Linked DNA regions of Mus musculus: region 2 is linked to region 1. Evidence: chromatin loops called from intact Hi-C (ENCODE). Cell type or tissue: heart. All regions are shown on one strand. Region 1 holds the start of Maff (v-maf musculoaponeurotic fibrosarcoma oncogene family, protein F (avian)). Region 2 overlaps Baiap2l2 (BAI1-associated protein 2-like 2).

What was found. A loop is a pair of places that touch in the nucleus more often than their neighbours do. Peaks named below come from ENCODE experiments on the same cell type or tissue, not always from the same donor. Only the 100,000 strongest peaks of a DNase experiment are listed, where the experiment ranks them.
Region 2: a loop joins it to region 1, with 1.9 times the contacts of the local background. A loop is called at or near these places in 2 of 42 quality-filtered maps.

What each region holds. Positions count from the first base shown.
Region 1 is chr15:79,346,004-79,351,003 of GRCm38, forward strand. Maff (v-maf musculoaponeurotic fibrosarcoma oncogene family, protein F (avian)) reads left to right here and starts at 1,517. Exons shown (of 3, transcript NM_010755.4): 1 at 1,517-1,751. In heart, a CTCF peak has its summit at 2,444; DNase peaks (open chromatin) are centred at 588, 1,498, 2,178 and 2,848; H3K4me3 peaks cover 2,237 bases; H3K27ac peaks cover 2,948 bases.
Region 2 is chr15:79,269,210-79,274,209 of GRCm38, forward strand. Baiap2l2 (BAI1-associated protein 2-like 2) reads right to left here. Exons shown (of 14, transcript NM_177580.3): 5 at 2,316-2,387; 6 at 1,993-2,109; 7 at 1,297-1,443. Among named protein-coding and RNA genes, the nearest start is that of Baiap2l2, 14 kb to the right of the region's middle. In heart, a CTCF peak has its summit at 2,057; a DNase peak (open chromatin) is centred at 1,312; H3K4me3 peaks cover 1,313 bases; H3K27ac peaks cover 364 bases; H3K27me3 peaks cover 1,044 bases.

The DNA of each region.
Region 1 (5,000 bases):
TTGCTCTGTTTAAATGCTGAAGATGTCCCAGACTTAGGCAGTGGGAGTGGCCTCAGGCCAGGTCTTTCAGGAAGGCAGCTTATCAAACAAAGAGTAACCTGAGCAGGCCAGGGTCCAGACAAGTGCCCACACTGACCTGCCTTCCTCTGCAGGCTGTCAGAGGGGATGGAAGTGACACCCTCAACCGGTCTCCCCTTTCATCTCAAGTGAGCAAGAACTCCGAGGTTTCACGGGTCCTGGGTCTGGTAGCCTTGTTTCATCCTGTGACTCAGAGTTTGGTAGAGGGGGTGACAGTGTGCAGTCTGGCAGGACAGCCAACAGGGAGGCCTCAGCTCTCTCACCTTCATTCTACCCACCAGTCCCTCTTACCAGAAAGATCAGTGACATGGGCAAAGATCTCACTGAAAGATAAAAAGATGTGATAGATCCCAAATCATTCTCTCCTCCAGCCACTTGAGCTCTGAAGCCTCTTCTCCCAGGATACCATTTTTTGCGGGGCGTCTCATGACTCTGCCACTGGAAAGACAGTGTGAGAAGGCCAACCCCACTGCTAAACGCAGCATTGCACAACATTGCTTGGCCATTACCAAAAGATCGACTTCTGTGGGCAGTAGGGTGTGGATGCAGAAGCCTGGCTCCCTGTTCTCCTAGGCTGAGGATGTGGGCGATGGATCTAGCCACATGGGGTCCTCACTGTCATACAGGTCTACTGGATTTCTTCATTAGTTGAGCACCTACTATTTGCCAGGCACAGCCTCAGCTCTCTAGAAGGTAGGAAAAGGGTGTGTGGGGGGTGGGGGAGGGTGGTGAACAGGATTGTGTATTTTCTAGAATTGAGAACTTGAGTTCAGAGGTAAATTTTTTGAACACCTTTTTCTTATAACTTGTGTTTTCCTTAAATTCACTTATTTGTTATGTGTCTGTGTGTGAATGGACCCATTCCACCGCTCTAAGTACGTAGAGATCAGAGGTCAGCTTTCTGGAGTCATTGTCTCCTTCCACCTTGGAAGTTGTGGGGTCTGAACGTTAGGCATCAGAGTTTAGTAACAAGCAAGCACATCGACCCACAGGGAAAGCGTCCCTGGGGCGAGTGGAGGTAGGGTTGAAGATATGGAGCCGACACCACGTGAAGACCAGGGGTAGGCAATTGCTGTGGCTTCGGAAATACAAACCTACGGTTCACAGGTACAGAGAAGGCACTTAAAACCACGAGACTGGATGAGGTCATCCGGACAAAGGATGTAGATCGACGAGAGAAGAGGCCAGACAGTGAACTGTAAAGCAAAGCAAATGACACCTCCACCCACGCCGTTCTCCAGAGGTGTCACGTGAATGCATCCAGAGGACACAGTCCCAGCACGGAGAACCGTGGCGGCTCTGGCTGTGGGCTCCTACAGCGGGGTCTACTGGGGGCGGCGCCTCACTCGGGCGTGGGCGGGGTCTCGGCTCCAGGCGGCCGCTCTGGGGCTTGCTGGCGGCTGGGGCGGTGACGTCACTGCATGACTGGGTTTTTATGAATGAAAGGAATCCTGTGCGTGAGTAATTCCGGGAAGCTCGCCTTACAACTGCGCGCGGCTCCAGCCCCCTTCGCCGCCTGCCCCATAACAAAACTCGGAGCGGCGCTGCGCGGAGCCGGGTTCCTAGTGAACTGCGGTCCCGATCGGAGAGGAGTGGGGCTCGAGAGCGGCCAAGGACCGCCACCGCGACAGCCGCGACAAGCACGCACTGAGCGCCGGGCCTGGCGGAGAGCGGTAAGGACGCGTCAGGGACGGGGACCGAGCTCCAGAAGTGTGAGCTCCGGGTCCTGCCTGGGCGGCGCGTGGTCCTCCTGCCCCTTCGGCGCCCCCTTAACATCAGCTCCCGGAGGGGCCTCCGAGGGGCTGGCTGGGAGGCGGTGCGCGGGCCCCGGAGGAAGCCGGGGCGGGGGCGGGGGCGGGGCGTGCACGTACGTGACTCGGTGAGAACAGTCCCTGGAGCCGCGCCCAGCACCTTGTGTGCGCGGTTTGTTTACGTCTCCCGGTGGCGTGCGTGCGGCTGTGTTCTTTGGGGAGCGTCCTGAGTTCTGCGGGCTGCGTGCACACGGTGTACTTCGGGGTGTGTGTTTGTGTGTGTGGCCGCACGCGCTCCTTGGAGACTGACACTAGCCCAGTGTATCTTGAAGTGGGTGCGCACCAGTGTCCACTGGAGCAAATGCGGAATAAGGACCCGAGCGAAGGAAGTGGCCCGATCGGTGGTCACACCAGGTCTGGAATTTTTCTCCCGCCCCTTCCACCCTCCGTCATCCTCCCCCTTTCCACCAGCCGGGACTGCCCGGTCCCTGTTGTCTCTGGAGTTTCCCCTGGCTGGAGCCATGTGACATCAGTGTTTGTTCCTCGCCCAGCGCGGGTGCCTGCAGCTTAGAATAGAGCAGAGGTTAGCGAGCCAGTCTTCTCCTGGCCACCTGGTGGATCTGGGAACCTAGTACATGGGAGTCCTTCCTTAGCCCCAAGTTTTCCGGCTCAGTATGGACTGTCCACCCCTGGATTGTCCCATTCTTCCAGTCTCAGGAGAAACAGGCAAGGCCAGAAAGTTTGTGACAGATTGGAGAACACAAGGCTCCCGGACTATTCTGTTGGCGACTGTGGTTGGTCTGGGTGTCTGAGGCTGCACCTGCTGGGTCCAGGAGGATGGCATGAGGCCCACTGTCACACTCCTCAGGTTGGACTCCTTAGACTGGACCTCTGTGTAGACCGATCGGTGGTCACACCAGGTCTGGAATTTTTCTCCCGCCCCTTCCACCCTCCGTCATCCTCCCCCTTTCCACCCTGGACCCCAGGGCTACTTAAATACTGGGCCAGCTGGCACACCTGGAGTCTACCCATGCCCAGCAAGATCAGCAGCCAGTGCTAACCCCTGATCTTCCTGAGGGAAGGGTTAATGTGGGAGAGGAGCGCTGCCTGAGAACACCTGTTCTGGGAACCCCCGTGATCCCACTCAAGACTTTCCCTCTTACCCCCTCCCCCACCCGAGGGTGCTGGAGTCCGAGGAGGTGGCAACTGAACTAGTTAGGGGGTGGAATCAGTGATATTTTAACTTTGAGCCCAGTGAGTTCTGCTACCACTGTGAGGATTCCAGGGTCCCCATCTGCAGTATGATGGCAGGAGAGCTCTGCAAGACGCTCTGGAAGCTGAGATGCACAGCCTGTTTTCCAGGGGAAACAGGGAAAGCAGAGGCCATCCCAAGGACCGGGGCTGGATAGAATTGGGGGTTAGGGGTTTGCAGCCAGGCCCACAGGAATCATGTGGGTCCATCCTCAAACCTCATCAGGAAACATCTCCCAGTAAAGCTGGGGGATCAGAGGTGAGGGGACGTGGCTAACTGGCTCACTGACAGATGGAAACTTAGCATTGAAAGATGGTTTTCCCTTGAGTCTCCAGGGGACACTTTTTTTGTTTAACAAGCATTTTGTCTGCATGTATATGTTTGCACTGGGTGTGTACCTGGTGCCAGCAGAGGTCAGAAGAGGGTTTTGGGTCCCTTGGAATTGTAGTTACCAGTCATGTGGTTGCTGGGAACCAAATCTGGGTCTTCTCTGTAGGAGTGTTCTTAACCACTGAGCCGTCTCTTCACCTTATTTATTTTGGAAAGGAGGACAAATTTATTTGAGCTCATGGTGTGAGGGGGTATATGCTCACCGTGGCAGGAAGCGTGGTGGTCAGACCAGTTTGTCTGTGGCTGTGGTGGTACGGGGCTGCTGGCCCCCATCTCAGTGCCCCTGGAAGCTGCTGGGCCAGATGTTGGGGTGAGGCTGATAGGCAGATGCAGAGATTGCCTTCTAGGAAACAAAGTAAAAGAACCAAAGAAGTAGATACAGTGTAGCAGCTGAGATAGGCGGGATGATGCAGAAAGCCAAGTTTGCTTAAGTAGCAACAGGGCTTCTACTTAGCTGGCCTCAATCATGGAAGGTTTCGCCGGGGGATGTGGCTAGCAACTTGGTGACTGATGGTGACTCTGGAACCCGGAGGACAAGGGCTGTATTTCCTCTTTGGACCTTCAAGGCGCAGCACAGGACCTGGCAGACAGTAGGTGCTCCCTGCATCTGTGGCTAGTTGAAGAAATGAGCAATGGGTCTAGGTCCTTGAGGTCTGTGACACAGGTAGAAAGAGGACCTCGGGTCCAGGGAAGCAGAAAGCAAGACTGTGGGCTATTGGGGGCTTGAACCCCGCCCCCAATGAGCAGGTCCTGTAGAGTACAGGGGAGTTCCTTCTTCACACACACAGAGCCCTTTTGACCAATAGTCAATAGAAAATCCTGTCTGCTCATTTGTTGGTTATTAGGGGAAAAGATGCTATGAGAATGGAGGGAACATGTTAGCAGCCAGAGGCGCCTCTGTGCTCTGGGGCAGCTGGTAGCTTGAGCTCTGTGGTTTTGATTTTGTTTGTTTTTGTTTTTTCTTCCCCCAAAGGTTCTTTAAAACTCATTTTCTGCCGGGCATGGTGGCGCACGCCTTTAATCCCAGCACTTGGGAGGCAGAGGCAGAGGCAGGTGGATTTCTGAGTTCAAGGCCAGCCAGGGCTATACAGAGAAACCCTGTCTCGAAAAACCAACAACAACAAAAAAACCCTCACTTTCTACGTAGATGTTTGCGCCTTAGTGAATGTATGCGTACCATGAGTGCAGGTGCCTGTGGAGGCCAGAGGGTGTCAGGTCCCTGAAACTGTAGCCGCAGGCAGGCATGATCCCCTTGAAATGGTACCGAGGACAGAATGTAGCTCATCTGCACAGGCAGCAAGTGTCCTTTGACCACTAAGCGATCGATTTAGCCCGATCTTTGTTTTTATTTTTTATTTATTTATTTTGATATAAGGTCTTATGTAGCCGAGCTGGCTTTGAACTTCTGGTGTTCATACCTCTGCCTCCTAAGGGCCTTGATCATGGCATACGTCGAGACCACACTCAAGTTGCCCAAGGTCTCAAAACATGCCAAAGTCAAGTTTGTAGGTTTGTGTCTCTAGTGACTC
Region 2 (5,000 bases), 77 kb before region 1:
TGTCATTTTGCTACGATTACGAATCATAGTGTAAATAAATATCTGCGCTTTCCAATGGTCTCAGGCAACCCCTGTGAAAGATCAGTCAACCCCAAAGGGGTCGTGACCCCCAGGTTGAGAACCCCACCCTAGGTGTAGCCGGCATCAGTTTGAATGGGGGCAGTGGAATTCCAATTTAGAAGTTAGGCTGTGGGCTGCGAATGCAGCTCTGCTGGTAGAGCTCCCGTCTGCACGAATGAAGATAGTCCCGCCTGGGCTCAGTCTCTAGCACCACACGACCCTGTGTATGGTGCAACGTGCCTGTCACTCCAGTACTTGGAGATAGAGGAAGGAGGGTTAAACGTTAAAGTTCATCTTTAGCTACACAGTGGGTTAGAAGACAACGTGGGCTAGATGAGATGTTGCCTCAAGGAAAAAAGAGGAGGAGGAAGGCCAGAAATAGGGAAAAAGAAGGGAGAAAAGAGGAAATCACCATCATCGCCATCACCACTATCACCACCATCATCATCATCACAGGTTGTCAGACTGGTCAAACGCCAAAACCTAGTCCACATGTTGTTAACAGAAATCCATACATGAAGAGAAACAAGACCAATGTTAGAATTAGAGTGCAATTAAAAGCATAAAACCAGACTAAGAGAACATCAAACACACACACACACACACACACACACACACACAGAGAGAGAGAGAGAGAGAGAGAGAGAGAGAGAGAGATGATATTTATGGGAAAGGTCTAATAGTCTTAAGCCTCAAAGCACAAAACAACATGATAACTAAATACAGAAAACAAACGTATTAGCAATCCAATAGAATTGAGAAGACCGGACTGTTCTGCAGACCGCACAAAGCTTCAAGGGGTTCACTTAGACGGCACAATTAATGTCTTATTGTTGAACAAACCTACCACCGAATGTAAGGAGGGTGGGCATATACATTCAGGATTTTTTTTTATGGGGAACAGCAAAATTTTCCTTTGTAAAGGAGATTGCAGCCAAAGCCTGAGGATCTGTGTTTGATTCCTGGAAGTTAATAAAAGTTGAAAGACAACCAACTTCTCAGAACGATCCTCTGACCTAATTAAATAAGTGACTTGAATTTGAGTGCATAAACATGTGTCTGCAAAACAAACCATGAATTAACAATACATACAAATGAACACAGAAACAGTGTGGCGAGATTAATTGCTACTCAAAGAAAGCAAAGGGGAAGGAAGGAGCGTTCCTGCTCCTGCGTCCTGCGCAGTCGCACAACCGCCCCGGGAGGGCGTGGCTTGCTCTCCCCAGCCCGACTCACCCGGCCCAAGAACTGCAGGAAAGTGTTGGAGAGCAGCAGGTGCTTCTCAGCCAGGAAGCGGTAGCGCCGCTTCTCTTCCAGCTCGGCGGCGCGCTTGCTCTCGGACACGAAGGCCTGCATCTGGGCGTGCAGCCGGTTCACACTCTCCTGGGGGCAGGAGAAGATTCTGGCTAGGGGTCTGAGCCCTTCTGACTTAGATGTCCCTCTCCAATCCTCCCCTGAACACGCAGTTTGCATCTTCACCCTGTGACCCACTGGCCTGGGTACTATGGCTCTGTTTCTGGTACCCTGCACAGAGGCGTGCAGACGTTGCCATAGAGATGGCGGTTTAAGGAAACAGGGATGGGAGTATGAGTGATGCTCTCCTTGGAAGGGGAGAGAGAGACCGGAGCTCATTAAAAGGCGCTAAAGGAAGCAAAGGTTGAATCTTGGGTTTGGATCCCAGAGACAGAGGCGGGGATGGGAGTGACCTTGCAGGGACTGAATGCTTCTTTCCAGGCACGCTGTGAGTGGAACGTTTGCTCTGCGGGGCCAATGATCTCATTTTCTCAGTGAGACTGAGGAAGGGAGGGATGCTGAGGGTGGCCGTCGGTGACTATCCAGCTGTGCTCCCCACAGCTGTGTTCTTTTTGGGCAGCTCACAAGGGTGCTAGGTTTCCCCCAGAGACCTGTCCTCAGCCTCTCACGCTTTCATACCTTCATCTCCCGCGCGTTTTTGTCTCTCTTGCGTTCCATGCGCCATAGCTCAGACATGCACTTCTCCAGGTTGGCCGCTCGGTGGCGATACTCAATCTCGTAGTGTTGGCAGCTATCCTGGGGTAGGACAGAGACAGGCAGGGGATCCGCACATTAAAGAGGTCAGGACTCAAAGTAATGGACCGAGGGGCCCAGATGGGACTATGTACAATCTGGGTCAGATGAATGCTTGGCGCTGCCCTGTGTGGCCCTTCTATTGCGAGGGGTATCTGTGTGTCCTGCCTGGGAGGGGCTGGGGTAGAGGGACAGAGGGACAGACTTACCTTGATGAACTGCATGTCCAGCTTGGTGTTCTTCTCCATGTGCTGAAGCAAGTCTCCGTGGAATGTCTGCACCTGAGCGGAGCGCAGGATGGGTGTGACCAGGGTGCCCTTTGACCCAGACCCCAACACCCCAACAGATTTACTTGTTATCACAATGCTGCCCACCTCAAAAAAGTCCAAATTATATATATATGTATATTTATATGTATATGTATGTGTGTATATATGTATATGTGTGTGTGTATATGTGTGTGTGTGTGTGTGTGTGTGTGTGTGTGTGTGTGAGCTGCTCTCCTTTTGCTTCCAATTTGCTTTGTGACTTTGAACTAGTTGCTATGCTACTACGCTGGGTTTCGGTTTCCCCAGGACTTGGTCTTATGAGTTCTGATGCTGTGGGCTGGGTAGGGTCCTGGCATGTCCCCATACCCTCTATCAGCCTCTCTGAGGCCTCCCGATGCTGGGAAGAAGTCAGGCCTGAGCCATTGGGTATTGGCTTCATGGGAACAAGTTTACCCCCATCCCTCTGTCACATTCACTTCCGACAGCTCAGCATGTCTTCCTGTATCCTTTCTTCCCCTGTGTAAGACTTCCTGCTGCCCTGGGCCCTTCCCCTGGGGCGAAGATACCACACAGAAAAGGAATTCTGGGAACCCAGGTGCTGAGAGTTAGTATACTAGCACAAGCTGAAGGTTCTCCAGTGGCTGCTCCTGAGAACTTGTCGTGACTGGTCTGCCAGTGCCAGTCTAGCCCTTGAACCACACCTGCCACCGCCAACCTGTGCCCGGGGAATCTTTATAAAAACAAGAAATAGAAATGTGGATCATTTGAACTCAGGACCTCTGGAAGCGCAGTTGGTGCTCTTAACCACTGAGCCACCTTTAATCCCAGCACTCGGGAGGCAGAGGCAGGCGGATTTCTGAGTTCAAGGCCAGCCTGGTCTACAAAGAGAGTTCCAGGACAGCCAGGGCTAGCTACACAGAGAAACCCTGTCTCAAAAAACCAAAAAAAAAAAAAAAAAAAAAAGAAAGAAAAGAAAAGAAAAGAAAAGAAAAGAAAAGAAAAGAAACGTGGATCACTCTAGAATACCGAGTGTTTCTGCTGGCGGGACTACTGGTCAGGTGCAGAGCTCCTTACACCTAACATGCTTGTCCATCCTGCGATTTCCGGGCAGACACATCTGGGTGTTCTGCACACCCCTATCTCAGCCCAACCAGCCAATATAAACCACGGAGCTTAGGGAAGGTGTGGGGTTGGGCAGGTCCTGAAACCAAAGCCACTCTGTGACCAGAGCATCAGTAAAGACAGTGAATGGTAGAAGTGTAGAAATAGCCTTGAACCTCTTGGGAAGCCACAGAATATTTTAAATGGACCAAGCTAACACACTGGACACGCTCAGAACACTTTAACAGGGAGAGCCTGCCTGTGGAGACCGTGACACAGAAAGCCACAGAACTCCACGAGTGGGCATGAGTGGGAAGCAGAGCAGCTTGGCCTGACCCTCCAGCTGCAGAAGTCCCTTATCACGCCCCTCAGGGGGCTAATCAGCGTGGCAGCAAAGCCGAGTCTCTTTTTTCACTGCTCATGTGCGCTCTGCCTGTGTTCTCGTGCCTATGGAGGGCAACATGGCTCCCTCTGTTTTCCGTCCTGTGTGAACCGAGGCACAAAGTCCATAAACAAAGACAATAAATCCAGACAGCCATATCTCACCCCCTCCCACTGTGGTGGCCAAAGGTGCAGAAGACACGGGCTCACTCATCCGAGGGGGGTCAAGTGCCATAGGGAGTGTGATAGTCTTTCTCAGGCTGAAGTGGTCCTTCACAGAGACTGAGCTCAAGCAAGGGTGCTTGCTGCAGGACTGCCTGTCATCTGCAGGTGGCTCAGGGCACGCATACACACACACACATACACACACACCACCACCAAACTACACCACACCACACCACACCATACTACTCAGCCTTCTAGGGAAGGCTTAGGGATTCCTTCTACCTGTCCTTACAAGGCATACTCATGGCATAAGAGGGTCCTGTGAGGTTATCACAGAAAGGCACAGGAAACTGAAGCCAGCTTCACAGCACAGTACCAGCCACGAAGCCCTGTGAGGGCCAGCAAGCTCACCGAGAACTCTCGCCATTGAGGCCAGGAGCTGCCCTGCCTTTCAAACCCAGAGCCTGGCACATGCCTGGCTAGCTCTACCACAGAGGTACATCCTCAGCTGGATAAGGAGCCTTTGGGAAGCTGCTTCAACGGAACAAGCCTGGCCCTTGTCCTCCTGTGTCCCGGCTCAGCCACCAGGCCAATGGCAGTGCTTTCCCAGTCCTCCAATGACAGTCACCCCCCAACACTACATTCCACACAGCAGACACTTGCTCTCCCTCAGAGGCCTTCCCACAGCTCTGCTTAGCCCAACTCTTCTTCCTCTCACTGCTAAGGTGGCCTCCTGGCGCTGGAAGTGCAGGCTGTAGGGTTCTGCTTCTCTTGCAGTTTGGGAAGCAATTTTTGATAATTCCCAGATGCACAGCTCAGACCCCATCCCAACACACCAGGTCTGACTTTCCAGACCTCGTATTCCATGCTAAAAAGAACCTCTGCTGCCAGCAACCCTGTGGGTCTAGGTCAGCAGTTCTTAACCTGTGGGTTGTGACCCCATCAGGGGCACATAGTAAATATTTTGTATATCAAAGA